Linked DNA regions of Homo sapiens: region 1 is linked to region 2. Evidence: chromatin loops called from intact Hi-C (ENCODE). Cell type or tissue: CD4-positive, alpha-beta T cell. All regions are shown on one strand. Each heading gives the region's core, and the rest is flanking DNA. Links, peaks and the distances in the headings are about the cores only.

Region 1 (16,762 bases), core at 4,930-12,929, 340 kb after region 2:
TTTTAATGATCTCACCGATAGTATATGGAGAGGGTCCTTTTTCTCATACTCTCAATAATACAGGATTTTTTTTTGTTGTTGTTGTTGTTTCAAGGTATTATTTTATTAAATTTTTTAAAATTATACTTTAAGTTCTAAGGTACATGTGCACAACGTGCAGGTTCGTTACATAGGTATACATGTGCCATGTTGCTTTGCTGCACCCATTAACTCATCATTTACATTAGGTACTTCTCCTAATGCAATCCCTCCTCCTGTCCCCAACTCCATGACAGGCCCCCAGGTGTGATGTTCCCTGCCCTGTGTCCAAGTGTTCAAATTGTTCGGTTCCCACCTATGAGTGAGAACATGTGGTGTTTGGTTTTCTGTCCTTGTGATAGTTTGCTCGGAGTGATGGTTTCCAGCTTCATCCATGTCCCTGCAAAGGACATGAACTTATCCTTTTTTATGGCTGACTAGTATTCCATGGTGTATATATGCCACATTTTCTTAATCCAGTCTATCATTGATGGACATATATGTTGGTTCCAAGTTTTTGCTATTGTGAATAGTGCTGCAATAAACATACATGTGCATGTGTCTTTATAGTAGCATAATTTATAATCCTTTGGGTATATATATACCCAGTAATGGGATCGCTGGGTCAAATGGTATTTCTAGTTCTAGATCCTTGAAGAATCACCACGCTGTCTTCCACAATGGTTGAACTAGTTTACATTCCCACCAACAGTGTAAAAGTGTTCCTCTTTCTCCACATCCTCTCTAGCATCTGTTGATTCCTCATTTTTTAATGATGGCCATTCTAACTGGAGTGAGATGGTATCTCATTGTGGTTTTGATTTGTATTTCTCTGATGACCAGTGATGATGAGCATTTTTTCATGTGTCTGTTGGATGCATAAATGTCTTCTTTTGAGAAGTGTCTGTTCATATCCTTTGCCCACTTTTTGATAGGGTTGTTTTTTTTTTCTTGTAAATTAGTTTAAGTTCTTTGTAGATTCTGGATATTAGCCCTTTGTCAGATGGGTAGATTGCAAAAATTTTCTCCCATTCTATAGGTTGCCTGTTCACTATGATGGTCGTTTCTTTTGCTGTGCAGAAGCTCTTTAGTTTTATTAGATCCCATTTGTCTATTTTGGCTTTTGTTGCCATTGCTTTTGGTGTTTTAGTCATGAAGTCCTTGCCCATGCCTATGTCCTGAATGGTATTGCCTAGGCTTTCTTCTAGGGTTTTTATGGTTTTAGGTCAAACATTTAAGTCTTTAATCCATCTTGAATTAATTTTTGTATAAGGTGTAAGGAAGGGATCCAATTTCAGCTTTCTACATATAGCTAGCCAGTTTTCCCAGCACCATTTATTAAATAGGGAATCCTTTCCGCATTTCTTGTTTTTGTCAGGTTTGTCAAAGATCAGATGGTTGTAGACGTGTGGTGTTATTTCTGAGACCTGTGTTCTGTTCCATTGGTTTATCTCTCTGTTTTGGTACCAGTACGATGCTGTTTTGTTTACTGTAGCCTTGTGGTATAGTTTGAAGTCAGGTAGCATGATGTCTCCAGCTTTGCTCTTTTGGCTTAGGATTGCCTTGGCAATGTGGGCTCTTTTTTGGTTCCATATGAACTTTAAAGTAGTTTTTTCCAATTCTGTGAAGAAAGTCATTGGCAGCTTGATGGGGATGGCATTGAATGTATAAATTACCTTGGGCAGTGTGGCCATTTTCACGATATTGATTCTTCCTAACCGTGAGCATGGAATGTCCTTCCATTTGTTTGCATCCTCTTTGAGCAGTGGTTTGTAGTTCTCTTTAAAGAGATCATTCACATCCCTTGTAAGTTGGATTCCTAGGTATTTTATTCTCTTTGTAGCAATTATGAATGGGTGTTTACTCATGATTTGGCTCTCCATTTGTCTGTCATTGGTATATAGGTATACTTGTGATTTTTGCACATTGATTTTTTATCCTGAGACTTTGCTGAAGTTGCTTATCAGCTCAAGGAGATTTGGGGCTGAGATGATGGGGTTTTCTAAATATACAGTCATGTCATCTGCAAACAGGGACAGTTTGACTTCCTCTTTTCCTGATTGAATACCCTTTGTTTCTTTCTCTTGCCTGATTGCCCTGGCCAGAACTTCCACACTATGTTGAATAGGAGTGGTGAGAGTGGGCCTCCCAGTCTTGTGCCAGTTTTCAAAGGGAATGCTTGCAGTTTTTGCCCATTCAGTATGATATTGGCTGTGGGTTTGTCGTAAATAACTCTTATTATTTTGAGATACATTCCACCAATACCTAGTTTATTGAGAGTTTTTAGAATGAAGGGCTGTAGAATTTCGTCAAAGGCCTTTTCTGCATCTATTGAGATAATCATGTGGTTTTTGTCATTGGTTCTGTTTATGTGATGGATTATGTTTATTGATTTGCATAAGTTAAACCAGCCTTGCATCCCAGGGATGAAGCTGACTTGATCATGGTGGATAAGCGTTTTGATGTGCTGCTGGATTCGATTTGCCAGTATTTTATTGAGGATTTTTGCATCGATGTTCATCAGGGATATTGGTCTAAAATTCTCTTTTTTTGTTGTGTCTCTGCCAGGCTTTGGTATCAGGATGATGCTGGCCTGATAAAATGAGTTAGGGAGGATTTCCTCTTTTTCTATTGATTGGAAGAGTTTCAGAAGGAATGGTACCAGCTCCTCTTTGTAACTCTGGTAGAATTTGGCTGTGAATATTTCTGGTTCTGGACTTTTTTTAGTTGGTAGGCTATTAACTATTGCCTCAATTTCAGAGCCTGTTATTGGTCTATTCAGAGATTCAACTTCTTCCTGGTTTAGTCTTAGGAGGGGGTAGGTGTCCAGGAATCATTCCATTTCTTCTAGATTTTCTATTTTATTTCCATAGAGGTGTTTATAGTATTCTCTGATGTTAGTTTGTATTCCTGTGGGATCAGTGGTGATATCCCCTTTATCATTTTTTATTGCATCTATTTGATTCTTCTCTCTTCTCTTCTTTATTAGTCTTGCTAGTGGTCTATCAATTTTGTTGATCTTTTCAAAAAACCAGCTCCTGGATTCACTGATTTTTTGAAGATTTTTTTGTGTCTCTATCTCCTTCAGTTCTGCTCTGATCTTGGTTATTTCTTGCCTTCTGCTAGCTTTGGAATTTGTTTGCTCTTGCTTCTCTAGTTCTTTTCATTGTGACGTTAGGGTGTCTATTTTATATCTTTCCTGCTTTCTCTTGTGGGCATTTAGTGCTATAAATTTCCCTCTACATACTGCTTTAAATGTGTCCCAGAGATTCTGGTACATTGTGTCTTTGTTCTCATTCGTTTCAAAGAACATCTTTATTTCTGCCTTCATTTCCTTATTTACCCAGTAGTCGTACAGGAGCAGGTTTTTCAGTTTCCATGTACTTGTGTGGTTTTGAGCAAGTTTCTTAATCCTGAGTACTAAGTTGATTGCACTGTGGTCTGAGAGACAGTTAGTTGTGATTTGTGTTCTTTTACATTTGCTGAGGAGTACTTTACTTCCAACTATGTGGTCAGTTTTGGAATAAGTGCGATGTGGTGCTGAGAATAATGTGTATTCTGTTGATTTGGGGTGGAGAGTTCTGTAGATGTCTATTAGATCTGCTTGGTGCAGAGCTGAGTTCAAGTCCTGGATATCCTTGTTACACTTCTGTCTCGTTGATCTGTCTAATATTGACAGTGGGGTGTTAAAGTCTCCCATTATTATTGTGTGGGAGTCTAAGTCTCTTTGTAGGTCTCTAAGGACTTGCTTTATGAATCTGGGTCCTCCTATATTGGGTGCATATATATTTAGGATAGTTAGCTCTTCTTGTTGAATTGATCCCTTTACCATTATGTAATGGCCTTCTTTGTCTCTTTTGATCTTTGTTGGTTTAAAGTCTGTTTTATCAGAGTGTAGGATTTCAACCCCTGCTTTTTTTTGCTTTCCATTTGCTTGGTAGATCTTCCTCTATTTTGCCCATTAGTTGATGCAGTTTCTTCCTAGCATAAATGGTCTTTACAATTTGGCATGTTTTTGCAGTGGGTGGTACTGGTTGTTCCTTTCCATGTTTAGTGCTTCCTTCAGGAGCTCTTGTAAGGCAGGCCTGGTGGTGACAAAATCTCTCAGCATTTGCTTGTCAGTAAAGGATTTTATTTCTCCTTCACTTATGAATCTTAGTTTGGCTGGATATGAAATTCTGGGTTGAAAATTCTTTTCTTTAAGAATGTTGAATATTGGCCCCCACTCTCTTCTAATTGTAGGGTTTCTGCTGAGAGATCCGCTGTTAGTCTGATGGACTTCCCTTTGTGGGTAACCTGACCTTTCTCTCTGGCTGCCCTTAACATTTTTTCCTTCATTTCAACCTTGGTGAATCTGAAAATTACGTGTCTTGGGGTTGCTCTTCTCGAGGAGTATCTTTGTGGTATTCTCTGTATTTCCTGAATTTGAATGTTGGCCTGCCTTGCTAGGTTGGGGAAGTTCTCCTGGATAGTATCCTGAAGAGTGTTTTCCAACTTGGTTCCATTCTCCCCGTCACTTTCAGGTACACCAATCAAATGTAGATTTGATCTTTTCACATAGCCCCATATTTCTTGCTTTGTTCATTCCTTTTTACTCTTTTTTCTCTAAACTTCTCCTCTCGCTTTATTTCATTAATTTGATCTTCAATCACTGATATCCTTTCTTCCACTTGATCCAATTGGCTATTGCAGCTTATGCATGCATCACATAGTTCTCACGCCACAGTTTTCAGCTCCATCAGGTCATTTAAGGTCTTCTCTACACTGTTTATTCTAGTTAGCCATTCGTCTAATCTTTTTTCAAGGTTTTTAGTTTCTTTGCAATGGGTTCGAACATCCTCCTTTAGCTCAGGGAAGTTTGTTATTATTGACCTTCTGAAGCCTACTTCTGTCAGCTCATCAAAATGATTCTCCATTCAGCTTTGTTCTGTTGCTGGTGAGGAGCTGCGATCCTTTGGAGAAGAAGAGGTGCTCTGGTTTTTAGAATTTTCAGCTTTCTGCTTTGGTTTCTCCCCATCTTGTGTTTTTTTTTCTACCTTTGGTCTTTGATGCTGGTGACCTACAGTTGGGGTTTTGGTGTGGATGTTCTTTTTGTTGATGTTGATGCTTTTCCTTTCTGTTTGTTAGTTTTCCTTCTATCAGTCAGGTCCCTCAGCTGCAGATCTGTTGGAGGTTGCTGGAGGTCCACTCCAGACCCTATTTGCCTGGGTATCACCAACAGAGGCTGCAGAACAGCACATGTTGCTGCTTGATCCTTCCCCTGGAAGCTTCATCCCTGAAGGGCACCTGCCTGTATGAGCTGTCAGTCAGCCCCTACTGAATGGTGTCTCAGAGTTAGGCTACACGGGGGTCAGGGACCACTTGAGGAGGCAGTCTGTCCATTCTCAGAGCTCAAACACCATGCCGGGAGAACCACTGCTCTCTTCAGAGCTGTCAGACAGGGACGTTTAAGTCTGCAGAAGTTTCTGCTGCCTTTTGTTCAGCTATGCCCTGCCCCCAGAGGTGGAGTCTACAAAGGCAGGTGGGCCTAGTTGAGCTGTGGTGGGCTCTGCCCAATTCGAGCTTTCCCAGCCGCTTTGTTTACCTACTCAAGCCTCAGCAATGGTGGACACCCCTCCCCCTGCCAGGCTGCTGCCCTGCATGTCGATCTGAGACTGCTGCGCTAGCAGTGAGCAAGGTTCCGTGGGCATGGGACGTGCCGAGCCAGGTGCGGGATATAATCTCCTGGTGTGCGGTTCGCTAAGACCATTGGAAGAGCACAGTATTTAGGCGGGAGTGTCCAGATTTTCCAGGTACAGTCTGTAACGGCTTCTTTTGGCTAGGAAAGGGAAATCCCCTGACCCCTTGTGCTTCCTGGTGAGGTGAAGCCCCACCCTGCTTCAGCTCACTCTCCATGGGGTGCACCCACTGTCCAACCAGTCCCAATGAGATGAACTAGGTACCTCAGTTGGAAATGCAGAAATCACCATCTTCTGCATCAATCATGCTGGGAGCTGCAGACTGGAGCTGTTCCTATTTGGCCATTTTGGAATGGAAAACCTGGAAGACATTTTATGTAGAATTTTACATCTTTGAATAAGGAGAGTCTAAGAAAAAGAGAAAGTCCAGTTATTTTCCAAATCTTAAGTCAGATACAATGAAAATACTGGTGTATCAGGACCATTTGCATTGTTCAACTTAGTTATGAGGTGATTTCACTGGAAACAGATAAATCTAAAAATATGAAACAAAGATTTTCTCATACTTGCTTGTTTAAAAAATTGTGGTAAATATATATAACATAAACTTTACCATTTTAACCTATTTAAATTACAACTCAGTTGTAGTAAGTGCTTTCACATTATTGTACAACCGTCACCAACATTCATCACTGGAACTTCCCCCCCATTTAGTTGACACATGATTGACAAAAAAATTGTATATATTTAGGGCTTAAAGCATGATTTTTTTCATTTATCTATACATCTGTGAAATGATTACTATGATTAAGCTAATTAAGATATCCATTATCTCACATAGTTACCATTTGTGTGTGTGTGTGTGTGTAGTGAGAACACTTGAGATCTGTCTTGGAAAATTTCAAGAATCCAACACATTACTATTAACTATAATCACCATGCTGTACATTAGGTCTCTAGTTCTTATTTATTTTATAAATGAAGGTTTGTACACTTTGACTAATATCTTTGCTTTTTTTTCTCACCTCCAGGTAACCATCATTTTACTCTGTTATTATGAGTTAGACTATTTTTTTTTTTAGATTGCACATATAGGTGAGATAATACAGTATTTGTTATCTTATGTCTGGTTTGTTTCACTTAGCTTAATGTTCTCCAGGTTAATCCATATTGTCACAAGTGGCAGGATTTTCTTCTTTTTAAAGGCTGAATTTAATTTCCATATCTTAGCTCTTGTGAATAATGCTGCAATGAATATAGGACTGAAAATGTTTTTGTTTTTTGATAATAAGTTGTATGAGTTTCTTATATATTTGGGTGTCACCCCTTTACCACATATATGGTTTACAAATATTTCTCTTATTCATAGGATGTCTTTTCATTTTGTTGTTTCCTTTGCTGGACAGAAGGCTTTTATTTTCATATAGTCCTACTTGTTTATTTTTGCTTTTTTTTGCTCATGCTTTTGGTGTCAAATTGAAAAGACCATTGCCAAGGCCAAATACAAGTAGTTTCCCTCTATGCTTTGTCAAGGAGTTTTATAGTTTAAGCTCTTACATTTAAGTTATTAATCCATTTTGAACCCCTTTTTGTGTGTGCTGTAGGTCTTCCTTTCCTTTCTTTCTTTCTTTCCTTTCCTTTCCTTTCCTTTCCCTTTCTTTCTTTCTTTCTTTCTTTCTTTCTTTCTTTCTTTCTTTCTTTCTCTCTCTCTCTCTCTCTCTCTCTCTCTCTCTCTCTCTCTCTCTCTCTCTTTCTTTCTTTCTTTCTTTCTTTCTTTCTTTCTTTCTTTCTTTCTTTCTTTCTTTCTTTCTTTCTTTCTTTCTTTCGAGTCTCACTCCTGTTGCCCAGGTTGGAGTGCAATGGGGTGATCTCAGCTCACCACAACCTCTGCCTCCTGGATTCAAGCAATTCTCCTGCCTCAGCCTCCCAAGTAGCTAGGGCTACAGGTATGCACCACCTCACCCAGCTAATTTTGTATTTTTAGTAGAGATGGGGTTTCTCCATGTTGGTCAGGCTGGTCTCAAACTCCTGACCTCAGGGGATCTGGCCACCTCAGCCTCCCAAAGTGCTGGGATTACAGGCATGAGCCACCATGCCTGGCCCAGATTCTTTCTTTTCTTTTGTTTTAAACTGTGGCTTTTCAAGTTTCCTCACATTATTTATTCAAGAAACTGTTCTTTCCCCCATAGTGTATTTTTGGTGTCTTTGTCAAAAATTAGTTGACTGTCTATGCTTGGGTTTATTTATGGGTTTTCTATTCTGTTTTATTGGTCTATGTGTCTGTTTTTAATCCAAGTACCACACTTTTTTTGATTATTATAGCTTTATAATATGGTTTAAAATCAAGAAGTGTGATGTTTACAGCTTTGTTCTTCTTGCTCAAGATTGCTTTTGCTATTTGGGGTCTTTCATGGTTCAATACAAATTTTAGAATTTTTTTCCAATACTATAAAAAAAGTCATTGGAATTTTGATAAGGACTGCATTGAATCTATAGATTACTTTGGGTAGTAGGAGCATTTTAACAATATTGATTCTTTCAATATATGAATATAGTACATCTTTTTATTTATTTGTGTTTTCTTCAATTTCTTTGATCAATGTTTTGTAGTTTTCAGTGTAGAAATCCTTCACCTCTTTGGTTAAGTTTGCTCCTAAGTAATCCAGTCTTTTTGATGCTATTGTAAATGGGATTGCTTTCTTGATTTCATGGTTGGACAGTTGGGTGTTAGTATATAAAAGTACAACTGCTTTTTATATGTTGATTTTTGTGTCCTCCAACTTTACTTAATTTGCCTACTAGTTCTAAGAGTTTTCTGATGGAGTCCTTAAGATTTTTTTTTACGTAAGACTAAGTTATTTGCAAATAGAGAACATTTAACTGCTTCCTTTCTGATGTGGATATTTTTATTACTTTCTCTTGCCTAATTGCTCTTGCTAGGGCTTCCACACTATGTAAAGTAGGAATGGTGACTATGGACAACCTTGTTTTGTTCTTAAACTTAAAGGAAAAACTTTTAGCTTTTCACCATCAAATATAATGTTAGCTGTGGGCTTGTCATATATGGCTGTTATTATATTGAGGTACATTTGCTCTTTACATAATTTGTTGAGATCTTTCTTCTAATCCAGGAACAAATCCCACTTGATCATGGTGTATGATCTTTTTAATATGCTGTTGAATCTGGTTTGCTAGTGTTTTGTTGAGGATTTTTGCATTTATGTTAATCAGGGATACTAGCTTGAAAAGTAATTTTCTTTTCTTGTAGTGTTCTTGTCTGGCTTGGTATCAGGGAAATGCTGGCTTTGTAAAATGAGTTACAGAGTGTTCTCTCATCTTCAGTTTTTGGAAGAGTTTAACAAGGGTTGGTACCAATTCTTTTTTATGTACTTGGTAGAATTCACCAGTGAAGCCATCTGTTCCTGGACTTTTCTTTGTTAAGGAATTTTTTATTAATAATTCAATCTCTTTACTCATTATTGGTATATTCAGGTTTTCTATTTTTTCCTGATAATTTTTTGTAGGTTGAATGCTTTTAGGAATTTATTTCTTTTCTTCTAGATTATTCAATTGGTTGCTATATAATTGTTCATGGTAGACTCTTATCATCTTTTGTATTTCTGTAGTATCAGTTGCAATGTCTCCTTCATTTCTGATTTTGAGTCTTCCTTTTTTTGTCTAGCTAAAGGTTTCTCAATTTTATCTTTTTAAAAAAAAAAAGTCTTAGTTTTACCAATTTTTCCCAGTGGTTTTCTAATTTCTATTACATTTATCTCTGCTCTGATCTTTTTTATTTTCTCACTTTTGTTAAATTTGGGCCCAATTTGTTTTTCATCTAGTTCCTTGAAGTGTAAAGTTAGAAATTTTACTAAGTTTTACCAGTGAGTTTTACACTTTCATATATTTTTGTGTTGCTAATTAGTATTTTTTTCTTTCTGCTTAAGCACTCCCTCTAGTGTTTTTTATAAGGAAAGTCTAGTGGTGATGAACTCCCTCCCCTTTTGTTGGTTTGGGAGTCATTATTATCTCTCCCATTTCTGAAGGACAGCTTTGCCAAGGAAAGTATTCTTGGTTGGTAGTTTTTTTCTTTCAGCACTTTGAATATATCATCTTGCTCCCTCTTGGTCTTCAAGGTTTCTGATAGCCTTATTGAGGTTCCCTTGTGTGTAATACGCTTCATTTCTTTTCAAAGCTGTTTTCAAACTCTATTTGTCTTTGATTTTGCTTGATTATAATGATTCTTAAGGAAATCTTTGTGTTGAATCGATTTGAAATCTTTGAGTTTCATATACCTGGACATTCATAGATCTCCTCAGATTTGAAAATTATTCTGCCTGCATTTATTTAAACAAGCATTGTGCTTTTCTCTATTCTTCTGAAACTCTAATAATGGAAATATTAGGTCTCTTCATGGTGTCCCATAAATCATATAGGACTTTTTTCTAATTTTTTTATTCCTCTTTCTCCTCTGACTGGATAATTTTAAATAACGCATCTGTGAATTTGTTTATTCTTTCTTCCGTTCAGTTAAGTCTGCTGTTAAACTTCTTAATTGCATGTTTTAGTTGTCATTGTATTCTTCAGCTCAAAAATTTGTTTTTTTTTTAAAATATCTTCTATCTTGTTGAACTTTCAATTTTGTTTTTGCATTTTTCCTGATTTCATTAAATTATCTGCTTTATCATGTAGCTCACTCAGGCTTTTTAGAATAATTATTTTAAATTCTTTGATAGGCAGTTTGTGGATCTCCATTTCTTTGGGCTCAGTTAGTTGAAGTTTACTGTGTACTTTTGTTGTGCCATGTTTACCTGATTCTTTGTGATCCTTATAGCCTTGAGTAGGTGTCTGCACATTTGAAGAAGCAGTCAACTTTTTCAGATTTTATGGACTGGCTTCCCTAAGAAAAGTCTTTCATTTGAAGGAGTGGGGTGGGGCATGCTGGAGTCTGTTCTGGCACTGGATCTAGTAGTGTGCTGTGCCAAGTGTGGAGCTTGTGGTGGCTCCAGGTTTGGAGGGGATGTTTTGTGTCTCATCAGCTCAGACAGCTAGGATTCATGACATTAGCAACTGTGTGATCCTAGGCAGCAATAGCTGTAGGAGTTTCATGGTGGCAGCTAGGATTGTTGGGGACCTCAGTAGCTTCTCCAGGTTCAGCAATAAGGGATGGGAGCAGGCAGCAGGAATGGGGGCTTGGGCTGGCAGTATGCATGTGCTTGGCTTTAGAAGTTGGGTGCAGACTTGTGCATAGTGACAGAAGCTAGCTGTGGACACACATGTGTCACATGTGTGTCAGGGCTAGGGGAGGGGCTGGGGCCAACTGTGGACACATTCATTACTGGGAGTTGACAGTGTATGTCATACAGTTATAGGAGTTAGAGTTGGTGGTGTCTATGTGTGTGGCTGCAGGGCTAATTGCAGATTTGCTCACAGCAGTGAAGGCTGGTGACAGGTGTCAGGCTGCAGGGGTCCACCATGGGTGCAAGCACAGTGGTGAGTGCAGGCAATGGGGGGCAGGATCAGCTGTAAGTGCACATGCAGTGGCAACCAGTGAGACTGGCAGTAAGCAAGTATGTGGCTACATGGGCCAGCTATGGGCACATGCGTGGATGTGTGAGGCCTGGCAAGGGGGGTTGAGGCTGGCTGCACACGTGCACACGGCTGCACATGTGGCAATGGGAACTGGGGCCTGTGGTAGGGGCCCAGGCTACTTGTGGGCACGTACACTGCAGCTGTGCTATGTATCCAGGCCAGGGATTCCCCAGTAGTAGTGGCTGGGGGTGGCTCCAGGGAGAAGGGAGGAGAGGAATAGCAGCTCAGGCAGCTAGATAATGCAAAGGTGATAAACTTCAAGGCCCTTGGTGTTGAAAGCTAAAGGGGTCCCCTGTGGCTTTTCTGGCTGTTGCTTTCCTAGGCAGCAAAAGCTGCTGGAGTCCTCTGCAGAACAGACCACCGGGGTTTGTGATGGTGAACAGTGCAGCGTTCTCAGGAGTGAAATCTGTGGGGCATGCATGGTGGCCACCAGGGCTCTGGACGTCCTCAGTGGAAAAGGCTGCTGGTGTCCTGTGCAGAAAAAGTCCCTGGGACCCTGGCGGTTCCTGCAGCTTAACTGATAATGGTAACTCCCACCTTTTTGTGTCCCTAGTCATCACCGGATGTCTCAACAATGTTGGTCTCACCAGCAATCTGGGTGAGGTGAAACTGAGGTGGGTCACTTAGGCAGGGTCCTGAAAGGCTGGGGTAGCTGGTTGTTCACCTCACTGTGCTTTTTCCTGTGAGGGGAACTCCAGAGCTGGGGAGTTTCCATGTTGAGCAGTTCTGACCTAGTGAATGGGATGCTGTAGGCAAAATAAAACCATTTTTTTGTGCAGTTATTCTCAAGGTTTTGTGTGTTTTTTTTTTCTTTTTTTGCTTTACTGTGTTTCTATAGCTTTTTAAGTAGGCTCCTGGCTTTTCTATAGTGAATTTTATTCATGGATAGCTGTCCAATTGTTGTTCTTTATGGGGGAGAGGAGGGGTCGAGACAAAGACGGGGACCTCCCCTTCTGCTATCATGCTGACTTCTAGAACTTTTTCATCAACCCAAACCAAAACTTTGTATCCATTAAACAATTTCCTATTACCCCCTCCTCCCAACCACTAGTAACCACTATTCTACTTTCTGTCCCGATAAATGTGCTTATTTTAGCTATTTCATATGAGTAGAATCATATAATATTTGTCATTTTGTCTCTGGTTTATTTCATTTAGCATAATGTTTTAAAGTTTATCTATGTCATAGCATGTATCAATTTTTTTTAAATAGATTTTTAAAAAAGAAGTTTCAGACCTTTATTTGAAACCAGGATTTATCCTTTCAATTGCGAATTACGGGACATCTTTTTTGTGTTTAAAGGTATTTTATAAATTGCCAATTGCTTCTATTCACTTCACTTTCCCTTCAGGCCAAGCAAAGTAATCTCTGTACTTTCCATTCAGTTTCAGAAAATTCAGTGTCAGAAAACTGAATGGAAAGTATAGATACTTCCCATATTCCCTCTGCTTGCCCCTTCCAGAGCCTCCCCAACTATGAACATTCCACACCAGAGCAGTCCATTTGTTACAACTGATACATCTACAATGACACAACATTATCACCCAAAGTTCATAGTTTACCTTAAGGTTCACTCTCGGTGGTGTGCATCCTATGGCTTTTGACAAATGTATAGTGACATGTAGCCACCATTGTAGTATTGTACAGAATAGTTTCACTGTCCTAAAATTCTCTGCGCTGCACTTGTTCACTCCTCTTTCTCCACTAATATTTGGCAACCACCAATATTTTACTGTCTCCATAGTACTGACTATTCAAAAATGTCATATAGTTGGAATCCTATAGTATGTAGCCTTTTCAGATTGGCTTATTTCACATAGTAATATGCTTTTAAGTTTCTTCCATGTCTTTGTGGCTTCGTAGCTCATATATTTTTATCACTGAGGAATATTCCACTGTCTGAATGTACCACAATTTATTTATTCATTCACCTCTTGAAGGACATCTTAATTGCTTTCAACTCTTGGCAATTATGAGTAAAGCTGCTATAATCATTTAGGCAGATTTTTTGTATGGATGTCAGTTTTTAACTTTGTGGGTAAATACCAATGAGTGTGATTGTTAGATCGTGTGGTAAGAGTGTGTTTAGTTTTGTAAGAAACTGTCAAATTTTTTTCCAAAGTGGCTGTACCATTTTGCATTTGTGCCAGCAGTAAATGACAGTGCCTATTGCTCCATGTCTTTGGAAGTATTTGATGTTGTCAGTGTTTTGAATGTCTGCCATTCTAGTAGGTATACTGTGGTATCTCATTGCAGTTTTAATTTGCAAGTCCCTAGTGACACAGGATGTTGTACATCTTCTCATATGCTTATTTGCCATCTAGATATCGTCTTTGGTGAGGTGTATGTTCAGATATTTTGCTTGTTTTCTAATTTAATTGTTTGCTTTCCTATTGTTGAGTATAAAGAATTCTTTGTATATTTTATATACCAGTTATTTCAGATGTGTGTTTTGCAATTTTTTCTAGTCTGTGGCTTATCTTTTTATTCTCTTGATGCATCAGAATTTTATTTCTTTTTAGGGGTGAATAATTTTCTAATGCATGTTTATACCACACTTTGTTTATCCATTGATAGACATTTAGAATATTTTCACCTTTTTCTGCGAATAATACTGCTATAAATTTTGTTGTAAAAATGTCTGTTAAAGTCCCTGCTTTCAATTCTTTTGGGTATATAACCAGAAGTGGAATTGCTGGACATCTTTTTGCTTTTAAAAATTCTTCAGTAGTGTAACTAAGCAATTATTCTCAGTTTTTATTTCTGTGAGCAAAGTAGTCAGGTAGCATTCACAAAAAGACACTATTATAACAATCTTTGTTCTTCATGTAGCTTTATCATTTCTTGTTAGTAAGTGAAGAATTAATCAGCAGTCTGCCAGATTCAGGCAAGTAATTATGATTCTTGACTGCAAATGGCTTTGCCTGCATGGAAAGTGAAGTGAATTGAAGCAAATGACAATTTATAGAATACCTTTAAAAATAAAAGAGATGGCCCATAATTCCCATTTGAAAGGATAAATCCTGGTTTCAAATAGAGTGCTGATAAAATAGATTAGAATAAAAAGACCTGCAAAAGCACCACAGAGAATCCAGATGGAATCTCATCCCTTGCTTCTTTATAATCTACAAATACCTAACAGCAGTAGGACAGTATCATTGTATTTTCTATGCAAAAAGTATAATTTTCTATTTTATTCTCAAAATGTCAGGAAACAGGCAGAGGAACTCATGGAGATTTGCAATCTCAATATATGAAAAAAGACAATTATTATAGATATGCAGCCTTCAACCAGGGTAACATTTCATCAGGTGTGCATGGATACTGGATTAAGTGAGTTTATGATCTGAATGTAAAGCATGTATTTTGCATATGGGGTCTAGAAAAGAGTTATGACATTCCCACTTAATATCTTCTAAAAATGAAATATGCTTAAGCATATTTAGTTAAGCAATATAACTAAAGTTTATATTGAAAATATCATTCTTGTCAGATTCTTGACTATTATCTTAGTTTAACTATGGTTAAATGCTTACCTTCAACAAATACTTCGAGGTCTTTTGGCTTTATTGCTAAATTCCTTTAAACTCTTAAAGAGTATATATTCTCTATAATATAAAATATGTTTCATGTTATAGAAAAAGATAAGAAAAATGAACTAAATTAAACTGAGCATTCACTTGATATTGAAACCTGACAAAGGTGTTCTGCAATGGGATATCATGCTTGTGAGCATAAAGTCTGGAGTTTACTCAGCAAATGAAAGTAGTGTGAAAGAATAGTCCAATACAATGAGGTGGATTTTATCCCAGAAATGGTTTAACTTATGAAAAGTTATTGGCTAAGCATGGTGGCTCACACCTATAATCCCAACAATTTGGGAGGCCAAAGTGGGAGAATTGCTTGAGGCCAGGAGTTTGAGACCAGCCTGGGCAACATAGTGAGACTCTGTCTCTACAACAACAACAAAAAATTAGCCAAGTGTGGTGGCTCACTCTTATAGTTCCAGCCACCTGGGAGGCTGAGGGAGGAAGATCTTCTGAGCCCAGGAGTTTGAGGCTTCAGTGAGCTGTGATTATACCACTGCACTCCAGCCTGGGAATGGAGCAAGACCTTGTCTTAGGAAAAAAAAAAATTCCTTTGGATGACTGAAAATAAAAAAGAAAAAGTTACTAATATTTTATGTTGCTGTAATAGGTCAACCCACAAAACAATAAATAAATAATATTTTCAGCATCTGCTAGAAAAAGCATATGATAAAATTCAATCTCCATTCCTTGTTTAAAAACATTTTTGAGTAACTCAGATTTTCTGTCCCCATTCTTAATACTTGTTTAAACAAGAAACGTTTTGATGACACATATTAAGAAATTTAAAACCGCAGCGAAGTGTTCATTGCTGTCCTATGACTTCCATAGTTTTCTCATTCAGAAAGCTAGAACGTGTCTGGGGCAGATCAGTAAATCTCATTTTGAAATTAGCTCACAAAGTTCTTCTCTCATCTCTCCTCTGTTAGTCAGGTTCTCAGACTGAGCAGAAGGTTCAGAGAGAATGGATTGAAAACATTATTCACTTCTGATCTACAGTTCTTCTGACTGGTTTTCAAGATTTGAAATTTGTTGTTATCCTTTCTTACTCTCAAGCCCAAGCAGCAGTGAAAACATTTAAGAATTTAATTTTGTAACATGATTTTCCTAAAGATTGAGTTTCCTTTTAAGTCCAAGAATCATGTCATGTAAGGTCAAAACATTTTCTTTAGACTTTGCAGGGACTTGTTTAATTGGTTTATGTGATAAAAATGCCTGCCAGGGAGGCTGGTTTCTGCAGCCATTTTTCATCTTTAAGGCATGCAAAAAAACTCTGGGCTACTATCTTCTTAAAACTGCCTTTGTAATTTAACTTTCAACTCAAACAACTTGTTTAAAAACACTCTTTAAGCTAAGCCAACAGATTTCTCTATGTAGCAGATTTATGTGTTTTTAGTTTATGTGTTCACACTGTTTTTCTTTTCTTTAACCAAACTGGTCTTTGTTTAATAAAGTTACAATCATCCAGATCATTTTTCATTTCATTTCTGAGAATCTTTTTTAGATTCAGAGGATATATGTGAAGAGGGTACATTGCTACATGAGTATATTATTTGATACTGAGGTCTGGGATACAAATGGTCCCATCACCCAGGCAGTGAGCATAGTACCTAATAGGTAGTTTTCAACCTTGCCCTGCTCTTTCCCCAACTCTGACAGTCCCCTGTGTCTATTGTTCCCAACTTTATGTCCATTTGTACCCAAAATTTAGCTCCCACTTATAAATGAAAACATGCAGTATTTGGTTTGCTGTTCCTGCATTAATTTGTTTAGGATAATGGCCTTCAGCTGCATCCATGTTGCTGCAAAGGACATGATTTTGTTTTTCCTTATGACTGCATAGTATTCCATAGTACACACACACACACACACACACACACACACACACA
Region 2 (16,762 bases), core at 5,896-13,895:
AAACTATGAGTGTTACAGCAAACTACATTTACTAGAATGTTTGTTTCAGAACATATTGTGTATGATCAGTTAAACTTAGAGATAGTTTTGAAGCAAATTATCACCCTTATGATAATTCACCCATGACTATGACCATCTTGATCTACCTCTAGTTAACTCGAGTATAAAACACTGAGGGATTTTCTTTAGAATTAGGGGATTCATAATATGAAAAAATTATTAAGTACAATAAATAAGGGTCTAACCAATTCCATATTACAATTCAGAATCACTGTTGTCCATGACATACCCTACTTTTAAAAATGACAAATTAAGAGGTGAAGCCAGCTGGGCTTCTGGATTGGGTGGGGACTTGGAGAACTTTTCTGTCTAGCTAAAGGATTCTAAACACACCAGTTGGCGTTCTGTGTCTAGCTAAAGGTTTGTAAATGCACCAATCAGCACACTGTGTCTAGCTAAAGGTTTGTAAACGCACCAATGAGCACTCTGTAAAAATGCACCAATCAGCGCTCTGTATCGAGCTAAAGGTTTGTAAATGCACCAATCAGCACTCTGTAAAAACGGACCAGTCAGCACTCTGTAAAATGGACCAATCAGCAGGATGTGGGCGGGGCCAGATAAGGGAATAAAAGCTGGCCACCGGGGCCAGCAGCAGCAACCCGCTTGGGTCCCTTTCCATGCTGTGGAAGCTTTGTTCTTTCGCTCTTCACAATAAATCTTGCTGCTGCTCACTCTTTGGGTCCGCACTACCTCTATGAGCTGTAACACTCACCACGAGGGTCTGCAGCTTCACTCCTGAAGTCAGTGAGACCACAAACCCACCCGGAGGAACAAACAACTCTGGATGCGCCACTTTTAAGAGCTGTAACACTCAACTGTGAAGGTCTGCGGCTTCACTCCTGAAGTCAGCAAGACCATGAACCCACCGGAAGGAAGAAACTCTGGACACATCTGAAGGAACAAACTCTAGACACGCCATCTTTAAGAGCTGTAACACTCGCCGCAAATGTCTGCGGCTTCATTCTTGAAGTCAGCAAGACCAAGAACCCACTAGAAGGAATAAATTCTGGACACAAAATGAGCTGAGTGAGAAATTTATAGACAAATACATAAAAAATATAATATTTGGCCTTTTTAAAACAAATGAGAAAATTTAACTGCTAAATTGACAACAATTTTGAAGAATGATTATACTTGTCAAATGTTATATAACATGTATTTTCATCTCACTGAGGTATAACTTGGAGTATGTTTTCTAGAGAAATATTTTTCAAAACTAAGTTCATAAAGTACTGGGTGTCTCAACTTTTAGCTATACTTATATTATTAAAATAAGCTTTATGTATGTGCAGAGATGTTAACACACTAGATTCATTCAGCATTTTTATAGTGGCCAAAATGGAAAATAGTCTAAATCTTAGTCTAAATAATTAACAAAAATATAATATAAATTATAAATTTATGCAGCCATTAAATAAAATATTGTCACATAATTTTTAAAATAAAACACCTGTCATATTGAGTGAGAAAATCAGGATGAACTATATAATTCAAATTTGTTTAAAAAGTAAATGAAATACAGGTCTAAAAAGATCAATATGTTTAATTGGACATCTTTATAAGATTATGAGTAATTTTTTTTGAAATTCTCTAAATTTTTCCCAGTGAATAAATAAACATTTCTAATTTTAAGGCTATAAATAGGGAAAAGAAGGAGGAAAAATATGTCTTGTTCTACAAGCTGAAATGGATTCATAGTGGAGCAGTTACAGGGAGCTTCATGACAGTATTCAAACCATTTAGCAGCCTGCCTCACAAGAAAGGGAACCAGATGAGATTACATCATCTTCTGAGGGGTGCTTTAGAAATCTTAGGGTAGTGGGAGGTTGAAGGAAACTGCTATTACCAATACCCTTTTTAAGTCACGGGGCCTCCGGGTGCGGTAGCTCATGCCTGTAATCCCAGCACTTTGGGAGGCCGAGGTGGGCGGATCACGGGGTCAGGAGATCAAGACCATCCTGGCTAACACAGTGAAACCCTGTCTCTACTAAAAATACAAAAAATTAGGCGGGCGCCTGTAGTCCCAGCTGCTCGGGAGGCTGAGGCAGGAGAATGGCGTGAACCCAGAAGGAGGAGCTTGTGGTGAGCCGAGATCGCGCCACTGCACTCCAGCCTGGACGACAGAGCGAGACTCCGTCTCAAAAAAAAAGTGGTTTTTAAGAGACAGGTTCTCGCTATGTTGTCTAGGCTCAAGTGCAGTGACTATTCATAGATATGATCGTAGTGTATTCAGCCTTGAACTCCTGGGCTCAAGCAATCCTGTTCCTCAGCCTCCCCAGTAGCTGGGACTACAGGCTCACGCCACGGGTCTGGCTGTTCTAAGAAATACTGTCTAAAATGTTTCATTTTGACCAACTAATGGGTTTGACTTGTGTGGCAATTACTGCAACTTGCCTGTTATAAATTTGGCCACTGTGGATAAATGAAGGTTATATGTAGCTAAAGCTCAAATATACTTGCTAAAAATATTATATTTCAGTTTGGTGACAGCAATAACTTTTTAGTTCCCTGAGGACCCAGTCTTAGACCATGTCACCTTTTCTTACAACATATAGTTTTTAAAAGATGTACCTAAGTTATTCCGACATCATAAGAACTGGGCATTATGTCCTAGTTGATTTAGAACTACTGTCTTAAAACTGCTTAGACTCAGGAATAGGGAACATCCAGCTCTCTATTCTAATTGGCTTTTATTCAGTTATTTTTCCCATTTTTATATTGATATAGCAGAAATTTATAATTTCAAACATAAGAATTTTTTACTTTGCTCAATAATCTTTGTCTTGATGAATAGTAAGGTTTTTTTTTGTTGTTGGGGACAAGGTAAATTATGTGAAAGAGATTCACTTTTATGAAAATCTCTTACGATTTTCACATATAATGTCATTTTGGCCATGAAGAGTTTTCTCTGAGAGACTCTTTTTGTATTTCTGGTAAGTCCATTTTTTCCCTATTTGTTGTTTTTGTTCAATTTCTTGTGCTTCTTTTGTTCCATATGTATGTTTTTGTTCAATTTATTGTGCTTTATTGGGAAAATTTTGTTATCGAATAAGTAAATTAATAGATTGTAATTCTTTGTTTCATTTGTCAGCTTTAGGAAAGGACAAAAATATAATATTTAAAATTCTGACTTCTGTAATCTGTGGAGGCCTCATGCTAAACCTGTATGAAGTACAAGATTGAGCAGATTTTTTTTAACACCTAAGCATACTCTTTATTTTTCTGGATACTTGGAATATTGCGACAATACAGTCAGAAATTTTTATCCCTAGCAAAGAAGTTTCAAGTAGCTTTTCTCTTTTGGAATTCACTTCCTGAATGTACTAATATCAAGAATAATTTGTCCTTTTTTTCTTTACTTGTTTGATTAGTTCATATGTGTTAGTTGTAACCAGATTTTTGAAAGATACGCTTTGTCCGTCATCCTGTGGTTTGAGCAAAGGCACTAATAGCATTATGAAAACGGGTAACTATTGCAAATTATAGAAATCGGATATCATAGAGAAACATTTGCCATTATATTTAATTCTGAATATTTATTAGAATTCCCTCAGTACTTAAGATTAATCCATTCACACTCATTTTTTTTTAATCAGCCAGCAGGCTTTGCTTTACTGCCCATTTTACCTTTTGTTTCTTTTTTTTTTGGACATGTTAATTGAAATACAGTTTGGGAGGCATTTCCATTAAAAACATTTTACTTAATTTTAGTATGATAATGTAAGAAGTGTTGGAAAAAGAAAACAGAAGAAATTTGCATCAAATTTAAGTTATGTAAGTATATCATAAGGGACTAACATAAAATAGAAAAAAATCTCACATTTAAACCGAGAATTATTCAGACCACCAACAAATTGTTGTAGGAATATGCCAGGCACTATTCAAAGAAATGAAGATTGAGCAATGAACAAGACAGTCCCTGCCATAGTAGCACTTACAGTCTAGTAATGGAGATCGTCAATAATCATATAAAAATATATAGTATATTAAGTTACTGTATTAGTCCATTTTCATACTGCTATGAAGAAATACCTGAGACTGGGTAATTTATAAAGAAAAAGAGGGTTAATGGACTCACAGTTCCACACAGCTTGAGAGGCCTCATAATCATGGCGGAAGGTGAAAGAGGAGTAAAGGCACGTCTTATGTGGCAGCAGGCAAGAGAGCGTGTGCTGGGGAACTGCCTTTTATAAAACCATCAGATCTTGTGAGACTTATTCATAATCACGAGAACAACATGGGAAAAGCCCACCCCCATGATTCAATTACCTCCTACCGGGTCCCTCCCCAGACACATGAGGATTATGGAAGCTACAATTCAAGGTGAGATTTGGGTGTGGACACAGCAAAACCATATCAGTTATAAAGAAAAAAATACAGTGTGCAACAAAAATATATAACAGAGGAAGCTTGTTTACTTCGATGGAGGACAGGGAAGGGAATCAAGGAAAACTTGGATTTCTCTTTTTTTTAGCAAGACTCCATGGAAGTTATTTATACTCACTGTCTCCCCTTTTGCCCTCTCGTTTTTCTTGAATTTATCCTCATATGGCTTTATTTTTTTCCTACCATTTCATGGACACTGTTCTTGCTGAAGCTATCAATGACTTCCACAAGTCCAGATTTGGTAGTCCCTTCTCAGTCATGACACAGACGAGCTCTCCCTCCTCAAATCTCACTTGTTTTGGTCTCCAAAAAAGGAGAGCTCACTGGTCTCCTTCAGAGTCTTGGCTGGTTTTTCCTCATTTTCTCTATCACTGTCAGTTGAGGTATCCCAGGACCCAGTCTTTGACTCTCTTCCTTTCTTTACCTATACTCCTTCCTTAGTGATCTCACCCATTCTCTAGCTTTAAATACCATCTATACAGTGATAACTTCCAAATTTATATATCCAGTCCCAGCTTCTTTATTGAACACTAGCACTGTATATCCAAGTGTCTCCCCTTCCACTTGGCTATCTAATAAGAATCTCAAACTTAACATGACCAAAATTGAACCCTTGATTTCCTACCCCTGCCTCCAAGCTCTTCCTCCACCAATCTTTCCCACCTTAGTAGATAGCAACTCCATTTTGCTAATTAATTACTCAGGCCATTAAACTTGGTCCACCTTGATTTCTCACATTCCACATCAAGTATAGCTCATCAGTAGGTCTTTCAGTAAAATAGAGCTAGAATGCTACTACTTCTGAACAATTCCACCATAATATTTTGGTACAGCCTTCCTTTAGCCAGTTTTATGTGTAATAGCCAAAGTGATCATTTTAAAATGAGTAATTGAGATCATGTTTATAATCCAATGTTTTCCTAACTCATTCATAGTAAAAGTCCTTATAGTGCCTACAAGATGCTATAGGATCTGGCTCTTGACTATCCCTTTGATGTCTTCCCCTGCTACTTTTCCCAGTGCTCACTTCATACCCAGCCATGCCAACCTTGCTGCTGTTCCTCAGCAAGCATGCCCTCTGCTATATCCCTGAAACCTATAACTATGCGTGGTAAATAGTACTCAAGAATTGTTTATTTGAATAAAGGTAATGACATTTCAGCTAAGGCAGAGTAGGAGTGGAAAATAAGGAGGTAGCTCCTTAGCTGATGAATGGGTTAACAAACGTGTCTATTTTGCTTAGGCGAATCCTCCTGCCTGAGAGCTAATGTATGAGTAGGGGTTAACTCAGGTAAGAGACTCTTATTACATATATTCATTCTGTTTTTCAGATAAACATAGAAAACCTTTAATGTAGACATGTTTTTCGTGACAGAAGAATTATAATAGATTTATATACCCCATGTGTGAGGTTTATTCAAGATCTGACTCATTTTGTGTTCTTAAGATTGCAGATAAAACACGCTATGAGAAATTATGATATGTCTATGTGAATAAGAAATATAGAGCCATTATAATTTATATGAGGTAGTTAGTAGCATGGAAAAATGGTCACAATAAATTAAATAGGGGGAAAATGTTGTAATGGTATAAAATGGAATACAATTTTTTAAACATATACAGCATAGAAAGACTTTGCAAGATTTACATTAAAACATGAATATTGGTTGCTTAAAGGAGGGACTATAGGAGGATTTTTTTTTTGAGACAGGGTCTTGCTCTGTTCAGGCTGCAGTGCAGTGGTGTGATCATGGTTCACCGCAGCTTCAACCTCCCAGGCTCAAGTGAACCTCCCACCTCAGCCTCCCAAGTAGCTGGGATCACAAGTACACACCACCATACCTGGCTAGCACTTTTGTTTTTTTTGGTAGAGACGAGGTCTTGCTGTTACCCAGGTTGGTCTCAACCTCCTGGGCTCAAGCAATCTTCCTGCCATGGACTCCCAAAGTGCTGGAATTACAGGCGTGAACCACCATACCCAACACAACTTTTTATCTCCTCCTTTGGACTCTATTTTTGAAACTTTCTATAATGAGCATATATGCATTGCTTTTATAATCAGAATAAAGAAATATGTTATAAAAGTTTAATTGGGTGTATTGACCCTGAATGTTCTTATTCTATATTCCATGAGAGGAAAAATTAAATACAATCATAGCCTTGGGAGATTGCTTGGTGCCTTAGCAAACCGTTTCTGCCTGGACTCACAGGGGTACTCTGGGAGGGCAGCTAGAGGTACTGGGAAAAGGCCACATGGAGAAGGAACTCTCCAACTGAACTTTGTAACAATTTGAACTGATCAAGAAGCCTCCTGGCCAGAACTCAAGGGAGGGTGTTAATCTGGTGTGCAGACTCCACAGGCAGGAATAGAAGGAAAGCCATACTTGATTTCGCAGCTGGGAGGTGGGTAGCCTGGGACAAATTCTCCAGCTCTGCTCACCCACTGCCTGGAAACAGACTCAGTGCTTTTGGAGAGGGCATGGTGGAAGTGAGACAAGCCCTTTGGATTGTGTGGAGCTGGGTGAGGTCTGTGACTGTCAGCTCTCCCCCAGTTTCCCTGAAAACCTGCATGACACAGCAGAGACAGTCATAATCCTCCTAGGAATGTAACTCCATTGACCTGGGAACCTCACCCCAATCTCCCACAGCAGCTGTAGCAAGACCTGGCCAAGGAGAGTCTGAGCTCAGACACACTTAGCCCTGCCCCCACCTAATGGTCCTTCCCTACCCACCTTGGTCACTGCAGAGGGCATATACTCTTGGGAGTTCTAGGGGCCCGCCTATCACCTGTTCCTCCCCATTCGACCACAGCTGGTGCTCTCTGGAAAATGCCACCTCCTGGCAGGGGGCCAACCAGCACAAAAATAGTGCTAATGCTATTTCATAAATGATATTGAAGTTATGTTTTATGCAGTTATGGGGGAAGTGAAATATTACTATGGCATTTGCAAATTTAGAGAAGTCCTAAAGATCTTAGGTCACATCTCTTGAATATCAAGTGTCAATTCACACACCTCTAGACTGAAGATAATAATACCTGTATCTTATGATTGTGAAACCTAAATAAGATCATGTATGAAATAGGAGTGACAAAAATAAATTGAAATGTAGACGTGGTGTGACTTAATGGATTTACAGTTTGTGATTTAAGGTCAAATAATTCAGGCTGTTTGCTTTTGAAGTGGGGGTCCGTTTTTCCAAACAGAAGTCATTTAAACATAAGTAAGGATCTGTGGATACCAAGAAGCAATGATAGGAATTAATAAAGTATGCTACAGTTTAGGTTTTAATGACCTACTTGTAGACATTCCAATTAGATTCAAGTAACTTCTCTTTTTGATTATTGTATATTTTTTCTCTTTGTCTCAAGGATGTCCAGTATTGGATTTGATTCCAGTGACTTCTGTTGAGATCACATCTCTTGATTATCCTAACAGTTAACTCAACATGCTGAATTACACTTGGACTTTTTATTCCACAACAGTAAATAAAATGAAGGCCATGATTAAAGACTTTATAACAGAAGAATCTTTGAACTGTGATTGGGATTATATAATATTTATGATAGACCATATCAGCAATCAATTCTACTTTGTAAATTTATCTTTCTTAAATGGCCTACACTAACTGGCACCAAGTATTTATATAATGAATATACATGTAAAACATGACCTACATTGGCCTTGGGAACAATAGCATTTGTTGTCAGTGATTTCTCATCAGATCCTTCATTAGAATCCTATAGCATTATTGAGCACAGTTGGATGAGTATGAGATCACACTCACTGGATCTTTATTCCTTCCCAATCCTGGCTTGTCTTGACTTTTTAGTACAAAAATTCCTATCTCATTTAACCATTAGTTGGCACTCTTGGTTTTGTCCAGATGCCATATGTTTTAAAGGATTTTATTTCCTAAATGGCATTTTTAGATGGTAACTTTTTTGAAAATGTATTTACTCAGTGTTACCAGTATCAGGTTTTATACTCATAATATAGATGGCCCTTTTTAGACCTCAGATAAATTAAAGTGGAGAAAAGTTCCATTAGCCAGAATAATCTTTACCGATGAGTGGTGCTGAGGACTAAGAAATTAATGGTTGGAGGTGCTGGGAGTCAAACTCAGGGCCTTGTACATGAGAGGCACCTGTCTACCAGTGAGCTACACTCACTTACCAAGCTTGAATAATCTTTAGAAATGTATTGGTCACATAGTGTCTGTCATGCTTGAGCATTTGGCAGTATTCCATCATGAGACTGACTCATAGAGGGAAACTTTTTGAAACATTTTGTAATTGAGTATTGCATCAACTTCTCTAGTTTCCTCTTAGTTCTGCCACTTAGGACACCATTAAAATCCATTTATTGCACAGGTCAAGAGGAGGATTTTGATGCTTTCTTTTTCCAGGGACCTTGACCCCTCCTATGATAGTTCCAGATTTATAACACCATTAAGTTCAGAATTTTGCTTTGAAGTTCCAAAGTTGCCTAACTTTCCTATCAGTAAGTATGGCTCTTATTAGATTATAAAGCAATTGGGGTATGGAGGAGGGGAAGATTTATAAGTTCAAGCTATTGGTTTTCCTTAAGATGAACCATGGGTCTCCATAGCACCATACTCTTCAACCCTAATTCCTGTCAATACCCTTTCACCAAAGACCCTAGAAATGTACCTGTAGTTGAACAAATTGCATTTTGCACTCATTGCAGAGAGGGAGTATACACACCATGGAAAACCATGGGGTATCTCAGTAAGAAGGTGTTAGAAAAACCTATAATAGAGGTAGAGCTTTGGGTAATTTTGGAGAGGGTCTAAGGAAATGGACTTTGTTCTGAATTGGTTTCTGTCAGGAAGTAGAGCAATTTTACGATGGCTATCTCAGTCAAAAGGAGGCCTGGCTAGAGTAAGGATAAAACTGTAACTGGTAAAGCAGTAGCAGTTCCTCATTTTAGCCAAGAGAGGGAGGAGAGTGGTATTTTGGTGGTTGCACACAGCCGTTTTTTGTCTTACCTTATCATAGACTAGCACCGCCCTGTCTGCTGTTGATGTCCTGTGAGACAGTGTATGTCCAACAGGAAAATAACATGGTCCAGCTGCGAGCATCAGACCAGGTTCTCTGTATGTCAGGGACTGCTTTTCTCTTTCTCACTCTTTAATATTCTCCAAACTGGTAACATCATTCCTCTTTAAAAGCTCAGATTAATCAAAATTTCAGAGGTGTCAAATGATTACAAATGAGACAACCTGAATTTCTGTAATGAGCCTGTGTAATTCTATATAACAGTGAAGGGATTTGCATTTATTTGTGAGCTCGCACAATTTTACTTCAATGAACCATGCAATTTCTGTAAAGATTTTGGACCTAATGAATATAGACCCCTGTTGCTACTCTCCTGGCTTCCCCGTTAGCTAGGCTATCACCCCATTCAAGCTGCTATAACAAATACCATAGACTGAGTGGTTTCCAAACAACAAATATTTATTTCTCACAGTATGGAGGCTGAGAAGTCCAGGATCCAGGTGCCAGCAGATTTGGTGCCTGCTAAGGGCTCACTTTCTGGTTCTTAGGCACAGCCCATTCTCACTGGGTCCTCACATGGAGGAAGAGGCCTCTAACCAAGCACATTCTGTCTCAAGTTTCACGTCCTCAATCATTCAAATGCTACCTTACCTGAGACCTCCTCTATCATACAATCTAAATAGCCTTCCTTAACCTTTTCTTCTAGGGATTGATCATGGCCTGATGGAGTATTATCTTTCATTCATTTATAATTTGTCTCTTCTACCAGAATTAAAATTTCCTGGCAACAGAACTTTGTCTCTTTTGTTCTTGCTGTATCCTCAATGTCTAAAGCACTGCTTGACAGAAAATATTTGATTTTTAAAAGAAAAAGTGGAAAAAATGGCCCTGAATGAGGGAAGAGCTTGGTAACTTAGGGAACTGTCAGAGGTCAGAGTGACTAGAGAGAGATTGAGCAAGGACAGACTAGAATGAAGTGGGGTGGTGGAGCAGAGAGGCTTTCTCCAATTGTGCAGCTCAGGCTATGATAGTGACTTTGGATTTTATTCCAGTTCAATAGGAGGTCATCATAAGTTTTGACAGGGGAGTAATTTGAAGGCTGATCTGGAGTGACAAAGTGAATTGTGTCTATAGTTATGAGGCTCTTGTCTACACCTGCACTGTCCAATCCATGTTGCTATTTAAATGTAAATTAGTTAAAATGAAGTAAAATGTGACAATACCAACATTTCAAGTGCTCAGTAGCTACATGTAGCGAGTGACTACCATATTGGACAGCAAAGATATAGAAAGCTCCATCATTGCAGAAAGTTCTATTGCACTGTTTTAGACAATAGATGATGTTGCTTTAGAGGAGGATAACAATAATGGAATGCGAGTGAAGTAGACAGATCTGGAGATAGAATGGAGAGGATTTCCTGATGGATTGAATATGGAATTCAGTATGCAAATCAAGAATGACTCTTAGGTTTATGATGTGAGACACTGGAGAAAGCATTTATGGAGATGGAAAATATGACAGGGAGAAAAAGATTTATAGAGAGATATCTGTTTGGGCCATGCTAAAAACATTGCTCTGATATATCCAGATTGAGTTGCCACTAGTTAGCTAGAGATAGAACTCTTGAGCTAGTGGAGGATTTGGAGCTATAGATATCAATTTGGGACTTTTCAGTTTCTCACTAATTTAGTTATCCTTTCTCCTACATCGTCTATCTTCTCTATCATTCTCATCAGTTTCAAACATGTTCTAATATTATCTATCATTTAAAACAAACTAAAACTAATGTAAGTCAGCAATTATCCCATTTCTCTGCTTCCTTTTAAAGCAAAATTTCTCACTTTTTAAAGGGTTGATGGATTTAGGAAGTTTATGGGATCAATGGCTTAGAAGGTCATGGTGAGATTAAATAATTGTAGCAAAGAAATATTAATATACTTAGGAGGTGGTGATTTAGAAAGTGGGATGTTTGAACTAATTCCAGAGGTGTCAAATGATTACAAATTCAGAGCAGCGATAGTAAAGAATTAAAAGATAAAGGGAATCATAGTACCATAGTACTAGCTGAGTCTCACAAGTTCTTTACTTGTTGGTGTGCAATCTGGTTACTAAATATTTTGAATATCCCCCTTGGTCAAACACAAATTTAAGGAACGTTGGCAAACTGGAGTGCATCCAAAGAGCATAATGAGCAGGATGTAGAAGGGTGTGGACATCCTGGGCATGTTTACCTTGGAGAAGAGAGAAGACAGAAGGATCATAATTCTTTTTAAATATACATGGAATTCTCATGGAGAGGTTCTCAGGCCATGTACAAAACTTGTTCTGCTTAATATTATCTAATAACTTATTAAATATTTACCATTATCCAGGCATTGTTGAGCTAAGACCCAATCTCATGAAGATGAAAACTCTTAATCTTTTAACAATCTTATGTAGGTAGGTTACATTATCTTCATTTTAAATATGAGACAAGCAAGTCACAAAACTGTTAAATAAATTGCCTCCAGTGACATCGCTAATAAGTAGAAAACGTGGGACTCAACTGAAGCACTCTGTGTTCTTGGCCACTATTCTAACCACGTGGTAGTCATCACATTGATGCCTTTTGACACAAGGAGAGGAAGAACAGTCTAGAAATTAGATCAGTTTAAAAGGAGAAAATGCTGATAAGTTCCAGGTCATATCTTCAAGGCGAGCATTATATGTTTTGGATTATTTTAGAGTAAACTCTGTATTAGGTGTAATGTTCAACTTAATAATCTAGGAGCCTGTATTTAAACTAGCCCCTTTTCCAGCCACCTATCTTCAACCTACAGGCTTTATAAATGTGTTTTCTGTATTTCTGTCTAAGTCATCAATGAAATACCGTACTCGGTGGAACCAAAGACAGAATCATTTCCATACCATTTAGACCTTCCCTCCAGGTTAACATTTCTTGTATGGTTATTTAATCACCTGTGGAACTTCCTAGCCACATAATTATCTACGTACCATTTGCTGTCTGTTCACAGGGACATCACAGGCACTTTATTAAGTGCTTCATTGAAGTCAAGGTTCATTAAGTTCATCCCATTCCCCCTAGCCACCATCTAATTAGCTCTTTTAAAAAATGAAATTAGGTTAATTTAATGTGGCGTGTTAAGGATCCCATGTTGCCTTCTCATGACCACTGATTCCTCCTCCAAGTGTTCAAAAACCATCTGTCTAATAATTTGCTGTAAAAATTTTGCTGAGGTTTATTTTCGTTTAACAAATATGTATAATACTTTGTAAATACCAACTGATTTAATCCTAAGAAAATATTGTTTTTATCTACATTTTGCAGATGAGAATACTGAGGCACAGACAGAGATTGAATAACTTGCCATATAGTTAATATGGCAGGTTATTATGGAGTTATTATCTCCATTTTGCAGATGAGATTATCGAGGCACAGAGAGAGGTTGAGTAGCTTGCCATATAGTTAATAAGGGATAGAGTTGGTTCAAACCAGCAGTTTGGTTTTAGAATCTGTGCCTGTAAGCACTAAGCTATGTCCCTTCACTGACAGGACTTTGGAAACCCCTACACCTCTCTGTTTTTCTCTGTCTCCTACCTACCGCCTTATGCTCCCAAACATCCTTTTTGAAAAACAGAGTAACAGTTTCCTGTTGGGAACAGGCCCCCCAAAATCTGGCCATGAACTGGCCCCAAAACAAAATCTCTGCAACACTGTGACATCTTCATGATGGCCATGATGCCCATGCTGGAAGGTTGTGAGTTTACTGGAATGAGGGCAAGGAACACCTGGCCCACCCAGGATGGAAAACTGCTTAAAGGCGTTCTTAAACCACAAACAATAGCATAAGCGATCTGTGCCTTAAGGACACACTCCTGCTGCAGATACTAGCCAAACCCATCCCTTTATTTCGGCCCATCCCTTTGTTTCCTACAAGGAATACTTTTAGTTAATCTATAATCTATAGAAACAATGCTTATCACTGGCTTGCTGTTAATAAATACGTGAGTAAATCTCTGTTTGAGGCTCTCAGCTCTGAAGGCTGTGAGACCCCTGATTTCCCACGCCACACCTCTATATTTCTGTGTGTGTGTGTCTTTAATTCCTCTAGCGCTGCTGGGTTAGGGTCTCCCCGACCGAGCTGGTCTCGGCATTTTCCCATTTCCATTATTTTAAAACTTCCAGGTTATTTGTTGGTTCTACCCAGAACCCCTTTACTTGACATGAAAGCATCTCCAAGGTTCCCCATCACTTCCATTCCACCAGATAGAGCTGCTTTGAGGATAAGGACGATGTAGAGATTAACTACTCCCCTCCTTTCTTTCTCGGATTTCTGAGATACCGTTATCATGAAGACAAATCAATAGTGTTTCATTGTTTTATTTTAGGAGAACTTAAATGTACAGCAAATGTCCTGTTACTATCAGGACCACCTTTGTGCCAACTTCTGTGTTTCTGAATTTTAAAAGAATCATTATTGTGTTTTAGAGCAGATTGTCCCATTACTTTTGTGTCTCTGTCTAGTTATCTTCGCGCAAATGCCCTTTTTTCCTCCCATCCTTAGGATAACAGATTGCCATACAAGTGTGTACCATTTTTTCTATCAGGTCTTTCCCTTTGATCTTTTAAAAGCTATACTCTTCCATTGTGGCACTCAAATCATGAGTTCCATCCTACAAATCTTGATCTTGTATTCCTGACAATCATTCTTTTGTTAATATCAACAGTTTGGAATTTAATGTTACCTCTTTGTCCTCTTTCAGTTATGTCATTGCACAGAAAAAGTACTTTAATTATCGAATATGTCTTTCATTGCAGCTCATTTACATGGCTCCAAGAAAGAGTTTATCTTGATATCCAGTGCTGCTTACCTGACTGTGCATTTTAAGACTGATGAGTCTGAGAGAAAGAGGTTTTAAGCTTATTTTAGAAGAGATGATTCAGGAGCAATCACAGAAGAGCAATATTGAGACCCAATTTCCTATCAGTGGTAAGTAATTGCATTAAAATGTTTATTAAAGCAGATACTGCATAAGCTTTGAAGTAGAACCTGCAGCCCATTGGTTTAAGGGTCACTAGTAGTCTCCCTACTAAAAAAAGAAAAGGATATCTTCATTTCAAACCATTCCTTAAGGCATAATACTGGTAGTTCCAAATGAATCATCTGAGGTAATAAAGTTAATTTGTGTATGTGCGTTTATTATTTTTAAGAAATAATGATAAACACGAAAGTCAGTCATTTGCTATTTAAATGACCCAGTGGGGACATTCAAGCCAAAACAGAGTTCATTGTATTTCCATGTCTCTCTTACCATATCTCTTCTACCAAGTAGCTACCCCTCACCCTCATAAAGTTCCCAGAAGAGAATAGATTAGCTGAACATGTACTAACTTCTCTGAATAAAATAGAAACAAACTTAATGATTTTCTACTTATCCAATCTACTTTTAAGCCATAATTTCATCAGTTGTGCTTAAGATTTAAAAACCTAATTAATTTGTTAGTTTATGCTCCCACTGATATAGTCTTCATCTTGCAAATGAATGAACATATTAGGTGAATGAAACTTTCTGTCCTTCAACAATACACATACCATCAATTAAAAACCTAATTAATTTGTTAGTAGGAGGTCCTCTTGATTAGAGTGTAATTCAGGTGGAATTCTAATGACCAACCTTCAGTGAAATGTCCTTCTTGACATCACTTTGTCTTTTTTAAGACAGGGGAATGAATGGGCTCTTTGAAGAGTCCTTGATTTGAGCCTCATCATTCTGTAGGTGAGACTTTGAATAGTTTAAGGGATGCTCATCTAATTGACCTTTCTGTCTCCATTGCTTTTATCCTTCCATATTTCATCTCTAAATTGACCCTTCATTCTCACAGTAAAAATATTTCTATTGCCTCATTTCTTTAAGTCTTCCTTTTTTGCAGGTTGGATACTAATAAAATATTGCTGTTACACATGTGTACAAACAGCCCAAAGGTCTAAGACTGAGCATATAATGTGGATTAAAATCCACCCTTAAACCTTAATGCAGTGAAAACAGTTTTGAGTAAACAACTTTTTTTCCTAAGATCTTGGATAGTCTTTTGAGGAGTTTGCATGATTTTGGCATATATATTTAAAAGGAGAAGAGAATTGATGTTTTATACATATCTGAAAAGGAAGTAGAAATGAGTTTTAACATAATATTGAATAAACAACACAAATCCACTGTGCTAGAAACTTTTTGTTTTAAATACATGTCTGGTATGAAATAGAAATCTCCAGTAAATAATTATATAAATAAGCACATATCCTAATTCTCAAATTTTTGTGTATATTTAAGAAAATTCATACTTAAAAACATCTCTTGGTTTTTAGTTACTAAAATTATTTCCTGGAGAATTTCTTTTTAAATTTGAGAATGGAATAAACACAGTGCTGGAAATTTTCCTTATATGTGTTCTTTATATATATGTTGTATTTTGAATACGTGTAGTGTAAAGTGTTTTGATAAGTCTAGATATCTGTTACACTGGAATAACACAAATAATGCCACAGAAAGAACAATGACCAATAATTTCATGATTAGATGCAATATTTTTATTTTAAAAATCAGTTTTATGTTTTGAGTATCCTAAAGATGCATATATTAATATTTTAGTTAACTTTATTGATCTTCTTATTTTAAAAGCAGTGCAAGAAAAGGTAAGTCTCATCTCTTGATCAGAATCCTAGTTTTGAACCTAAGAAATGCCTCCATTCTGAAATTTTAATAGACTTTTATAATTACTTTTATATAATGTTTTGTTATTACTTTTCTAAGGGATAACAATAGAAAACAATACAGGAAGTTGGCCAACCCAAGACAAACGTAGCATTCCAGCTGTTGACCAATTTCGAATGGAAAATTCGGACAGAAATACAAATGTGCTGCCAGCCATGCTTGGAGAGCCTAGGTTGGTTGGTAGCTGTGCTGCATCTGCAATGTCATGGCCCTGGCTAGTTAGTCTGCAGCACCCAGACAACATTATTATAGAGGCTCCCTGGCCACAAAACAGTGGGTCCTGGCAGCAGTGCATTCTAACTTTAGGTCTGTGCCTGTGCCTGTGGTGCAGGGTCTCTGAGACTGCTTGTTCAAGGGCTCACAATGGGTGTACCCATCTGCTCTCCCTATGTCACAAGAAACATTAAAGTTTATGCTCCCGCTGATATAGTCTTCACCTTGCAAATCAATGAACATATTAGGTGAATGAAACTTTCTGTCCTTCAACAATACACATACCACTAATAGTTTTTCATTTTAAAAGC

The links. Peaks named below come from ENCODE experiments on the same cell type or tissue, not always from the same donor. Only the 100,000 strongest peaks of a DNase experiment are listed, where the experiment ranks them.
Region 1: it touches region 2 in a loop (2.6-fold over the local background); 6 of 110 quality-filtered maps call a loop at or near these places.

The regions. Positions count from the first base shown.
Region 1 is chr12:29,081,667-29,098,428 of GRCh38, reverse strand. No RefSeq gene overlaps it. Among named protein-coding and RNA genes, the nearest start is that of FAR2, 59 kb to the left of the region's middle. RefSeq lists an enhancer at 11,999-12,048. In CD4-positive, alpha-beta T cell, for the core only: CTCF peaks have their summits at 9,397 and 9,600; no DNase peak of the experiment used is centred there.
Region 2 is chr12:29,420,823-29,437,584 of GRCh38, reverse strand. The region is part of intron 1 of OVCH1-AS1 (OVCH1 antisense RNA 1); the gene reads right to left. It also overlaps a transcript of OVCH1 not described here. Among named protein-coding and RNA genes, the nearest start is that of OVCH1-AS1, 40 kb to the right of the region's middle. In CD4-positive, alpha-beta T cell, for the core only: a CTCF peak has its summit at 9,408; DNase peaks (open chromatin) are centred at 8,684 and 9,424.